Linked DNA regions of Mus musculus: region 2 is linked to region 1. A link is a loop called in an ENCODE intact Hi-C map of the cell type or tissue named here. Cell type or tissue: left cerebral cortex. All regions are shown on one strand.

Region 1 (5,000 bases):
TCTCCACTCAGAGTTACCTTCAAGCACAGGCACAAGTTTTACAGACTTGTAGTTGTCCATTTTTGCTCCACAGGGGCACATGCAACCTAGAATTCTAGGAAGAAGACAATGTTTTTGGAAGAGAGTCAGTCCCAAAGAGAGTCCTGGCAAAACCTCCTAATAAACTCAAACCAGAAGATATCTGACACACAGTTCTTACCCAGGCATCCATCTCTCTGGCTACCTTTCCCCAAGACAGATGGGCCAGGGACAGACGTGCCTTTGGGTCTCCCTGTCCTCCATGTGCCCAGAGAATACTCTCTAGTAGGTGGGATTTGTCCCCTCTTCACTCCTGGCATGAAGCAAGTAAGTGGTGTGTCATGTACTAACCCTTGGTCCTTCCTGTCACCTTGGGGTTGAATTGAATTTCTTGTTGCCTGAAGTCCCCGTACTCCCAGAAGACAATTTAGTTAGAAAATATTAATGTGTCAGTGGACACCTGGAAGGTAATTTTATTCTCCTTGGGCTCTCTGGCCTTGGCAGGCACTGTCCCTTCCCAGTTCTGTGAAGATATTGGGGAAAGCAGTGTCTCCAACCTAGTGGATCCCACACATACTTTGGATGGCTCTGAGTAACCAGCCGGACAGCAAAGGCACTTCCTAGTGTCGAGCTGACATATTTCACCTCTGATTGGAGCAGCAGCAGGGACAAGACGTACACTACTTCTCACCCCCCCCCCACCACGTCTTCTAACTTTCCTTCTCCATTTTAGGAATCAATATTAAGGAATGGAGGGACTTCTTGGGACCCTTTCCTCTTTTGCTGGGAACCTGGGAGATTCTGTTTTGCTTTGGTTGAGTTGGTATACTGAGGTCAACTTGGGAACGGTGGTGTCTGAAGCACACACTGTATGAGATATGCCCAGGGTGGGGCTGGCTCCCCCATGCCTCCTCCTATTGCTGTACTTTCAAGATAGACAGTCTGGGCAGTTCCGGAAGCTTCACTGGAGAGAGACCCTATGTCCACCCATCTCTCTCCCACTGATGAAGTCCCTCTCTCTGGGGACCTCCTCCCAGAAGACTGTGCCTACCAACATCATTTTTCCCCTGGGTAGTTTCCTGTTTTCCTTGGTAAAGCTGGTTTCAGGGTCTCTTGAGCCACCTAAAGGAAAGGTCTCACATTTCTGGACAATGGGAAGGGGAGCGGCAGGTACCCCTGGGAACTGAGGATATTTAGTTTAAGCCTCTGCAAATGGCTGGACACCCCTACTTAAGAATGAGCACGGGCAGACCCCCCTCTCTCATCCTCACCTTGTGAAGCAGGCGGCTGGTGAAAAAGAACCCGAGGAAGTGAATTCTCTGCCCTTGGCTTCCTGGGAAGTAAATGGATAGTCAGTGTGGGTCAGGGCTAAGCCCAGGAGGTAGGAACTAAGATGCCCTTGTACAGATACTCATGGCACTAACCAGAGCCTTGACCCTTGTTCTGTGGTACTGACTTCACATGTATGACCTAAGAAGATGGAGCGTCAATGCTTCAACTGTGAAAGACCTTGAACCCCTGAAACACCTTTGCAAACAGAGAAAGGAAGTGTTTGCTTGAATATCAGTCCGTCCCCGTCCCCCCAACCCCCCGCTGTCACTGTCCTTTTCTTTGCTAGTGGTCTCCATTCTGAGGACTTTCGTTATGTGGGCACCGGTCTTCATACAACAGAGTCCCAGGTCGCCCGTGGCTCTGGCAGCTGTGTCCTCATCTCGTGGACCCGTACACTGCGGCGGCCCTCGCATACAGATCCACAATGTTGACTGTGCTGGATCCAGACTGGAAGCTGATCCAGGTTGTAAGCACTAGCTCTTTCTACCTTCCAACAGTGTGCAAGACCTTGCTCACGAGAGCCCTGCTCTGCAGCTCAGATGCACAGTGCATGGCTATCCCGGAAATTCCAAAGGGCCAGACAGGAGGGCCTCAAAGGCGCCCCCACTTCGAACCCCATCCAAGGCGTCACTACTCTGAATGTGATTCTCCACTTCTTAGAATCAAAGTTGGGCAAGCCAGGCAGGCAGTGTCCAGGCAGGCAAGGGACCAGGAGGGCTGCAGAGGCCGGGAAGGTCTGGCGCCGACCGTCCCCTTCGTCCTGTAGAGGGAGCTCAAGCCCCAGGTTTCCCCACTGTGGCGTCCACCCCCCACCCACCCGCCACCTTCGCCCCTCTCTTAACGGTCCCCCGGCTCACCCGACTTCTGACACGATCCCAGCTCCAAAGGTTCCCGGGCTGTACCCCGAACCCACGCGTGATTTCTAAAAGTACTCATAAGCACCTAGGGACCAAACGCCGCCTGGCTTCGGCCTTGGATTTCCAACACCAGCGCGGTCACACGCCACCAAGCGGGAAACGTGAACACCCCGGCTTCTCACGCAGATCCCCCACGCCCTTTGCACCTATAAGGAGCCGTTGGAGAGGGAACCACGGCGAGAAAGGCCTAGGCATTGAGCGTTTAAAGACAGCCCCTATACTCCAGGCTGAGAAACTTCAGTTGAGCGCAGTCAGAAGGGAGCAGGGAGGGCGAGTCTCCCAGCCCACGCCCTGAACTCCTGGAAGCTTCCCTAAGTCTTTCTGCTAAGTCATCAGAGGAGGCCCCAAGGCTCCATGGTTACTCCTGTGGACCCGTGGGCAGAGCCTAGTTTTCCAGCTCCTAGTAAGGAACCAACATCATTTTCTCCTTGGTCTTTGCCCTTTTTTCTCGGTCGCCCAGCGACTCTCATCACCCCTTCTTGGAGAGGCTTCTAAGCCTGGCTACCTAAGCCCGAACGACTTCTGCCATTGCTGTCCTCAGACCCAGCTCATCTTTTCCTGTAGATTCTTTAAACAACGGCCGGGGGTGGGGGGGAAGAAACACCAAAAACACCAAAGAACCATGCAGCAAACCGGTCCATGTGGCAGACCTGCCGGTTATAGTCAAAAGTGGCAACAGCTCATTTATTTAGCCAAAAAATAGATACTTTCTTGTACAATTTGGTTCACACGTATGTACATTTTCCCGTATATACAAAAAGAGTCAGACAGGCTTGTTCTCTCCGTAACCCCACTCCCCCCCCCCCCGAAATCAACACAACGAAGGAACCTCACAATCTAAATGTGGGGTGACTTGGGGGAGGGCCAAGGTGGGGGGACTGGCTTTCTTTCTTTCTTTTGTCCTTTCCTGTTGTTGTTGTTGTTGTTGTTGTTGTTTAGTGTTTCTTTTAAGGTAATCATACACAGACATGCTTGCAACTCGTCACTATACAGAGCGATTTTGTTTTGTTTTGTTTTTTACAATTAGTACAACGATTTAAAAATGGTTGAAAAGTTAAGACGAGGAGAGAGCTGATAAGACCAGAGCAGCGTCCAGATGGTTCTGTGGCCTGGAAGAGAACGGAAGCAGAGACAGTGAGCTTTAGAGTTGGGGAGACTGCTTAGATAGGGGATCCCCTATAAAGCCGGTGTTTAGCTGTGGGAGTATTAACTAAAAGCTGAGCTAAAGAGATCAGAAGTCAAGACCGGGCTTGGAAGGAAGTGGACATTACGCAGAGGCCTTCTGCGCCACAGGCCTCTTGTAAGGGCCAGACTTCCCCTAGCTCTGTACCACAGGCCTGAGGTGCTCCAGCCGAGAATGGAACCGTGTCTATGGGTCCACAAGAAGTGACAGAAGAGTGGATTTTTTGGGTCCTTTAGCAATAGTTTGCCAGCTACTTTGCTACCTTCCCAGGGGGCAAAGGGCTCCCGCCACTGGCTCTGTGTTTTTCTTATTCCTCCCGAAGGGTCTCCCACTATGCTTCCCAAATTCGGAGTCTCTTACCGCCTTGGCACCGGCTGGAAAGCTGTCTTGAGTAACTTTTTCTCCACTTCCAAGGCACTACAGCGATCTGTAGGAAACAGAGGGAAGAAAAAGGAGGCCTTTAAAACACAGGCTCCAGGCCTCCAGGGCAGCTGCACCCGCCTGCGAGCAAAGAGGAAAACACCGGCGTCCCACACACCCCCAAAGCCCCGTTCTTTCCCTTTAGTCTAGGCGAGAGCCCCACCAACACCCTCCCACTGTGCCCCTACATTTTTCTTGTCACCTGTTCCACTCTCCGGCTCGGCAGGCCGAGCATAGGCGGCTGCGGCCGCAGCGGGATGACCTGCGGCTCCGGGAAGTCCCAGCAGGTGCTGTGGGGCCGAGCCCAGCATGGACAGCGGGTGCGGCCGCGGACCGGCCGGCGGCCCTGGGAAAGGCCTGTTGGTCCAAGCGGGGAATTTGCCAAGCGGCGCCGACACGAGTCTGTGTGCCGCTGCAGCCGCTGCAGCGGCCGCGGGCGAGAGCTGCAGCGTCGGGGGCGCAACGGCTGCGCCGGGAGGCGAACCTCCGGCTCCGGGAGGCGAGCGGCGTGGGTTGTCCGGGCTGGTGGCCGTCTCGGCCAGTGACCAGATCTTGGGCTTCTGGAGGGCGGAGGAGGGCGCCGGGGCCGGAGCGCAGGGATCCAGGCTGGAGGGTGGAGAAGGTGGAGATGCAGGAGCCCTGGCCACGGGCGGTGGCGGTGGGGCCAGGCTCAGGACCGACAGTGGTCGGTCCTCCAAGCCTTCGGAGCTGTCGTCCGAGTCGCTAGTTTTGCAGTCCGAAATGGGTCCCAGGCCGAAGTCGCCGTTCCTGTGCGCCGCCCCAGCCAGGGTCAGCTCCGACCCGGCTGCCGCGCTGTCTAAGTTTTCCAAATCGATCTCCTCATCCTCGTCGTCGTCGGCCAGCCCCTCGCCCCCCGTGTCCTCCTCCTCTCCTGCGAGCTCCTCCTCCTCCATCTCCAGCTCGCGTTTGCTCTCTTCCTCGTCTTCCTCTTCGTCCTCCTCCTCCCGCTCGCTCCCATAAGCATTGCCCTCCTCGTCCGTGCGACTACGGGGAGCCCACGTCATCTTGTTCTCCTTCTTGAGGCGCCGGCGCGCGTTGGCGAACCAGGTGGACACCTGGGTGAGGGTCATCTTGGTGATGATGGCCAACATGATCTTCTCGCCCTTGGT
Region 2 (5,000 bases), 870 kb after region 1:
AGCTTCAGTCATGTCCTTGTTCATAAATAGAGACATCAGTAACTCTGTCCTCTTTTATCTTGAAAACACATGCTTTCCTAAAACCCCTCTTACAGATTTCCTCTAAGTCAAATGACCAGAAGTGGGTCACATAACATGGTTTTTCTTTCTCAGCAAAGGAGTCAGTTCCCATGCCCACCTAAGGCCACTCCAGCCAGTGAAGGCCAAGGGCAAGCACACTTGGATAAGTCATGTCATCTCACCCTCTTTGTCTTCTTTCTAGCTGTGTGGTTACCTCTTTATAGTTTTCTTGAATAGAGAAACTGGCCCCATTTGAAGACTTGGTCAGAGTCTCAGGAAATGAGGTTTTCTGGGGTTTCAAAAGATGCTGATGGTTCGCCTAGGGCAGGAAGGTCTTTCCAGCACCAGGCATGTCAGTTTAGGCTTGTAATTCCAGCATCCCAGGTTGAGAATTCAAGTCCAGCTTAGCAAGTTCTAAGCAAACCTAACTTATACAGTGAGCCTAGACAAAAAAAAAAAAAAAGTTTTCTAGAGAGTCGTGTTTAGAGCACCTGAAGAGGAAGCAAAAATGACTTCTACAAGTATGTAAGTCTAAGGAACCTCTGTCAATTATCAGGATCAATATCTTATCTCCATTCTGTAGATGGGTAGGCTGAGGCTTCCAGAAAGGAAGAGCCTTATCCAGAGCTTCACAGGCAATCAAAAGCTTAGTCAGAGATGGATCCCAGAGCCCGGTACTTGACTCCCTTCAAGTCTGGGTACCTGAACTTCTGTATAGAAACTTTGTGCACTGGTGTTCCCTTCTCTGTTGACCACACTGTCTATAGCTATAAATTAGTTTTGAGGCAGAAAGATGCCCTTAATCCCCTTCCTGCCTTTCCAGATCCCTGTGGTGTTGGTAATGTAAAAGGGGTTTTGGTTCCCGTCTACTCTAGAGGCTCCCATAATATGTGTATAAATTTATATTTCATAATTATCATCACAGGTTTTCCCTCTGCTCTACCCCTGCCCTCAAGCCCAAGTGGCACAGGAAATGGTTTATGTTCTCCAGTCTGCATGGACAGTCTAATCCTGCCATGTGTATTTCATGCTGTCTTTGTCAAGTCTATTGCTGCCCCCTTGCAGCCACAGGGACAGGCATTATCCCCCACGACCCCGTCTCTGCAGATAAAGACATCTTGTCTGTAGGACTTTGAGTCTGGGAGAAACAGTTTCAGGACTGCATGTGACTCGGTGCGGTGCTGCTGGTGAGTCTCCACTGTGGGTGAAGTGGCCCTGGGCACTATGATAAGCATAGAAAGCTCCCTTTCTCTCTGGGAGTCGTGACCAACGAGCAAACCTGGGCCAGCAGAGAGTGGTGGCTCAGGGAGCACTGATAGAGGAAGTTCAAGCTGGGAGACTGGAAGAGTAAGCTGCCTGCCTCTTCCCAAAGATGGGAAGAGCTGCTGCGCTGACTGCGAAAGAAAACCTCTTTGCAATTCTAAACTTGGGTCATTCTCAAGGTGTTTGTGCTGTTTTGCAAAAAAAGATACTGAGGCCTATAAATGGACCAGGTAGGAATTCAAATACCCAAGGTCCCTGGCTTATCTCTGATGCTGATCAGTTTCATGACCCGAGGTGGTGACTTAAGCTTCCTGAACACTTTTCTCTTTGTCTGTGAAGAGAGAATGAGATCTTCTAACCCCCATCAGATCCCAGAGTGACTCAGGGAATACAAGAGGGCCAGGCATGAAATGATGGGTGTATAGCAAATGCTGTGTACAGATCTGAAGTAACCAAGGAACCCATAGCCTAACGTTACATCATGATACATTCTGTCCTTTACCCCATCGGCCCATGCCTTTGAGAAATGCCATCCTCTAGATTTTACGGTGGGCACCAATCATCCACTGAAATCAAGACTTCACCATATCAGCTGACCATGCAGAGGACACAAAACAACCCCATTTGTCTGTCTCACCTCTCTCATTTTTCTTTGCAAATCCTTGGCATTCCAAAGACATATAGCATTCAAGAAGCCAAACACAGAAACAAAACAGCTTGGACAGATGAAGCATGTGTGGGCAAAAATCTATTTAAAATACAGCACACTCTAGCTGCTTTTCCCAGTAGAGATTATAGCTAAACTTTAAGGTGGGCTAGGATGGGGGTGGTTCGAACTCTCCTGCTGATCTCTAAACCCCCACTCCTTAACTGGATACTCTTTAGAAGGTGCTCAGTCGCTGCTTGGTGGAGGCTCAAAATGAGGGTGTCCTAAAGCACACAAGCTCTCACAGTTAGAGACTTCTGGGTACTCAGTAATTACTAGGTATTTCCCCCAAATTAGTATGGTGCTGGGTGAGACCCATCTGATTTCAAAGGATTTAACACAGTCAGAATTATGCTTCTGTCCAATGATGAATCCTAGTTTCTTAGGAGCCTTGCCATTCAGTAGACACCAAGTACACATCTGTTGAGTAAACACCTAAGTCCTCCTCCTCCCATAAGCTGGGTGCTCTGTGAAGAGTGGGCCAGCATCCTTGGATTCGCGTACATTCTCAGGTCTGCCTCCTAGTACCTGTGGACACGAGATCGTGAGTGACTTATAGAACCCCAAATCAATCAGTATACCCTGAGCTGACTTCTCAGCTCATGACATGACAGCTTCCTGCCATGACAGGAAGACAAGCATGATGGGAAGATGGGCGGGTCTTCTTCATGATCAGCTAGGCTGGATCTAAAATTACCTAGAAGATGCACCTCTAGGTCCATGGGCGTGAGGGCATTTCCTGAGAGGGTTAGCTGAGGAGGGAGCATGACCCATCCTGAGTCTTCCATGGAAGCTTTGACAGTAAAAAAAATAGCAGAAAGCAAACTGAGTGCCAACATTCATCCTCTCTGCCTCTCTGTGTCTCTGTTCCCTCCTCTCTACCTCCCTCCCCTCCTCCCTCCTCCCTCCCTCCCTCCCTCCCTCCCTCCCTCCCTCCCCTCCTCCTTCTCTTCTTCCCTCCCTCCCTCCTCCTTCTCTTCCTCCCTCCCTCCTCACATCACTGACAGTGGAGCCAGCTATCTCACACTCGTGCCACCTGAGCAGGAGCTACTCTGGCCACCGAGCTATGTTGAACTGTCCCCTCAAACAGTAAGAGAAAAGAAGCCCTCTCTTCATTCAGTCACTTTTGTCACAACAAGGCAAGTGCTAAGGCAGGCACCACCCCACCCCAAGAGTCCCTTAAGCTGCCAAGTGACAGAGATATCTACCATTGCCCCGCAAACTCTTTCTGCAGACAGAATGTCAGCATGAGACTGAGGCAGGAATGAAGGCACCATGAAATCCCACAACCTGTGTCAAGATGAAACATGACTTAGGAGGGGATTTTTTTTTTCAGGAAATGGCAGCATGCAAAAGCAATCAGTGCTGAGAAAACTCAGAGATAGACAGAAGAAACAGGAGGGACTGGCCCAACGGCCCTGCTTTTATGAATAGACTCTCACACCAGCCTGCTCGTTTTTTAAGGTCCTCATGAGATCTTTTTTTACAGCAGGTTATGAATCATCTTCACGATATCTTTAAATGGATGATCAATACTATATTTTCCCATAAAATGTTTGGTTTGAAATCCGATTTTAAGTGCATTAGAGTTTTTGTGTGCAGAATGGGTGAATGCCATAATAAATTGTCATCAAATATGAAAGAAATATAGCATAGATTAATTGCCGTATTTATTTATGAGTCTATAAAATACCTTGTGAATGTCCTGGCACATTTTTGGGATACCAATTTGAACCTTCAGGAAAGTTAAAAGCATTAAAAGAGACTGCAAGAAGATTTATTGTCAGGCTGTTTTTAATTGTAGACCCAAGCAGCCGCACAGGTATTAGAACGGCCATGCCTTAATGGGCATGTCTCATGTGTTTCTCTCTCTCTCTCTCTCTCTCTCTCTCTCTCTCTCTCTCTCTCTCTCTCTCTCTCTCTCTGTAAAAATAATACTTCCCATAGTTTTATTGATTTGTGAACATTTGTCATAAATTACCTTGTCCAGAACGTGGCTTCACAAAAGCTCCCTTTTCCTTAAAGTAGCAAAACCTCAGGCCACACCAGAGAAGAGGCTTCAGGCCAGCTCTAAAACATTTGAGACCTTTTGCTTATTTGTTTATTTTTGTATTTTGAGTTTCCTTGAAACAGTCTTAGCATGCACCCCTAGAACTAGCAATCTTCCTGCCTCGACCCCGCAAGTACTGAGGTTCCGGGCATATGCCACCATGCCCCGTTTAATGCCCAGCTTCCAGCCTGGAAACGTAAGGAAAGATCACTCAGAACAAGTAAGACAGCAGGCAACTCCAACCTGCTCTCAGCTTTAACGGTAATCTTATGTTCTATGGTGGTGAGTCCTTTAGGGCCAAGAACGAAATACTGTCCTTATAAATGTTACCTTCACCAGCCTTCTGCTAAAACTTAGCATCATACTTCCTCTGGAGTTGAAGCCTAAAATACTATACTTCCCTTTCTCATTTGTCCTGACCACTATGCTGCCTTGCCATATACTCACGGACCATCCCCAGACATACCTCTTCACAAAGGGAGGAATCTTATCTTTGAGCCCCTACAGGTTGTTTTTTTAATATCTCCATTGCTTTCTTGTGTGTCTTTGCCAAACACGCTAGCTTCAAAATCCGTTCTCCGGTTTTCAAATCCATACATCTGCTATTTACTTTAAAGCTTAATTCCTTGAAACCGTAGCAGATGCCTGATCCTATCACTAGAAAGATGTCAACATGCACAGGACAAAAATAATCAAGAATTGCTCTGTTCAGAGACTGTGCAGAAAGTGCCACGTTAATACAGCAAGCCCCGCTCAGTGATGCACAAATTAGAGAAAAAAAAATGCCCTCTTGGTGAAGAGAGTCGGTTACTAAACTCTATTACTGTTTTAAAATCAGTACAGTCATGCAGATGCCATCTTCACTGTATTGCTTAAAGAGGGCCGTTTTCCCTCTTCCTCCTCTCATCTCGTTTTTATATG

The links. Hi-C counts contacts between places; a loop is a spot of excess contacts. Peaks named below come from ENCODE experiments on the same cell type or tissue, not always from the same donor. Only the 100,000 strongest peaks of a DNase experiment are listed, where the experiment ranks them.
Region 2: a loop joins it to region 1, with 3 times the contacts of the local background. A loop is called at or near these places in 5 of 42 quality-filtered maps.

Annotation. Positions count from the first base shown.
Region 1 is chr8:91,795,601-91,800,600 of GRCm38, forward strand. It overlaps Irx3 (Iroquois related homeobox 3), which reads right to left. Exons shown (of 4, transcript NM_008393.3): 2 at 4,073-5,000; 3 at 3,811-3,877; 4 at 2,911-3,376. The coding sequence ends at 3,322. It overlaps Gm39222 (a long non-coding RNA gene), which reads right to left and starts at 2,143. Exons shown (of 3, transcript XR_879088.2): 1 at 1,443-2,143; 2 at 1,290-1,351; 3 at 1-94. In left cerebral cortex, CTCF peaks have their summits at 2,111 (motif pointing right) and 2,313; DNase peaks (open chromatin) are centred at 2,127 and 2,367; H3K4me3 peaks cover 249 bases.
Region 2 is chr8:92,665,277-92,670,276 of GRCm38, forward strand. No RefSeq gene overlaps it. Among named protein-coding and RNA genes, the nearest start is that of Irx6, 6.5 kb to the right of the region's middle. In left cerebral cortex, no CTCF peak of the experiment used is centred here; a DNase peak (open chromatin) is centred at 2,063.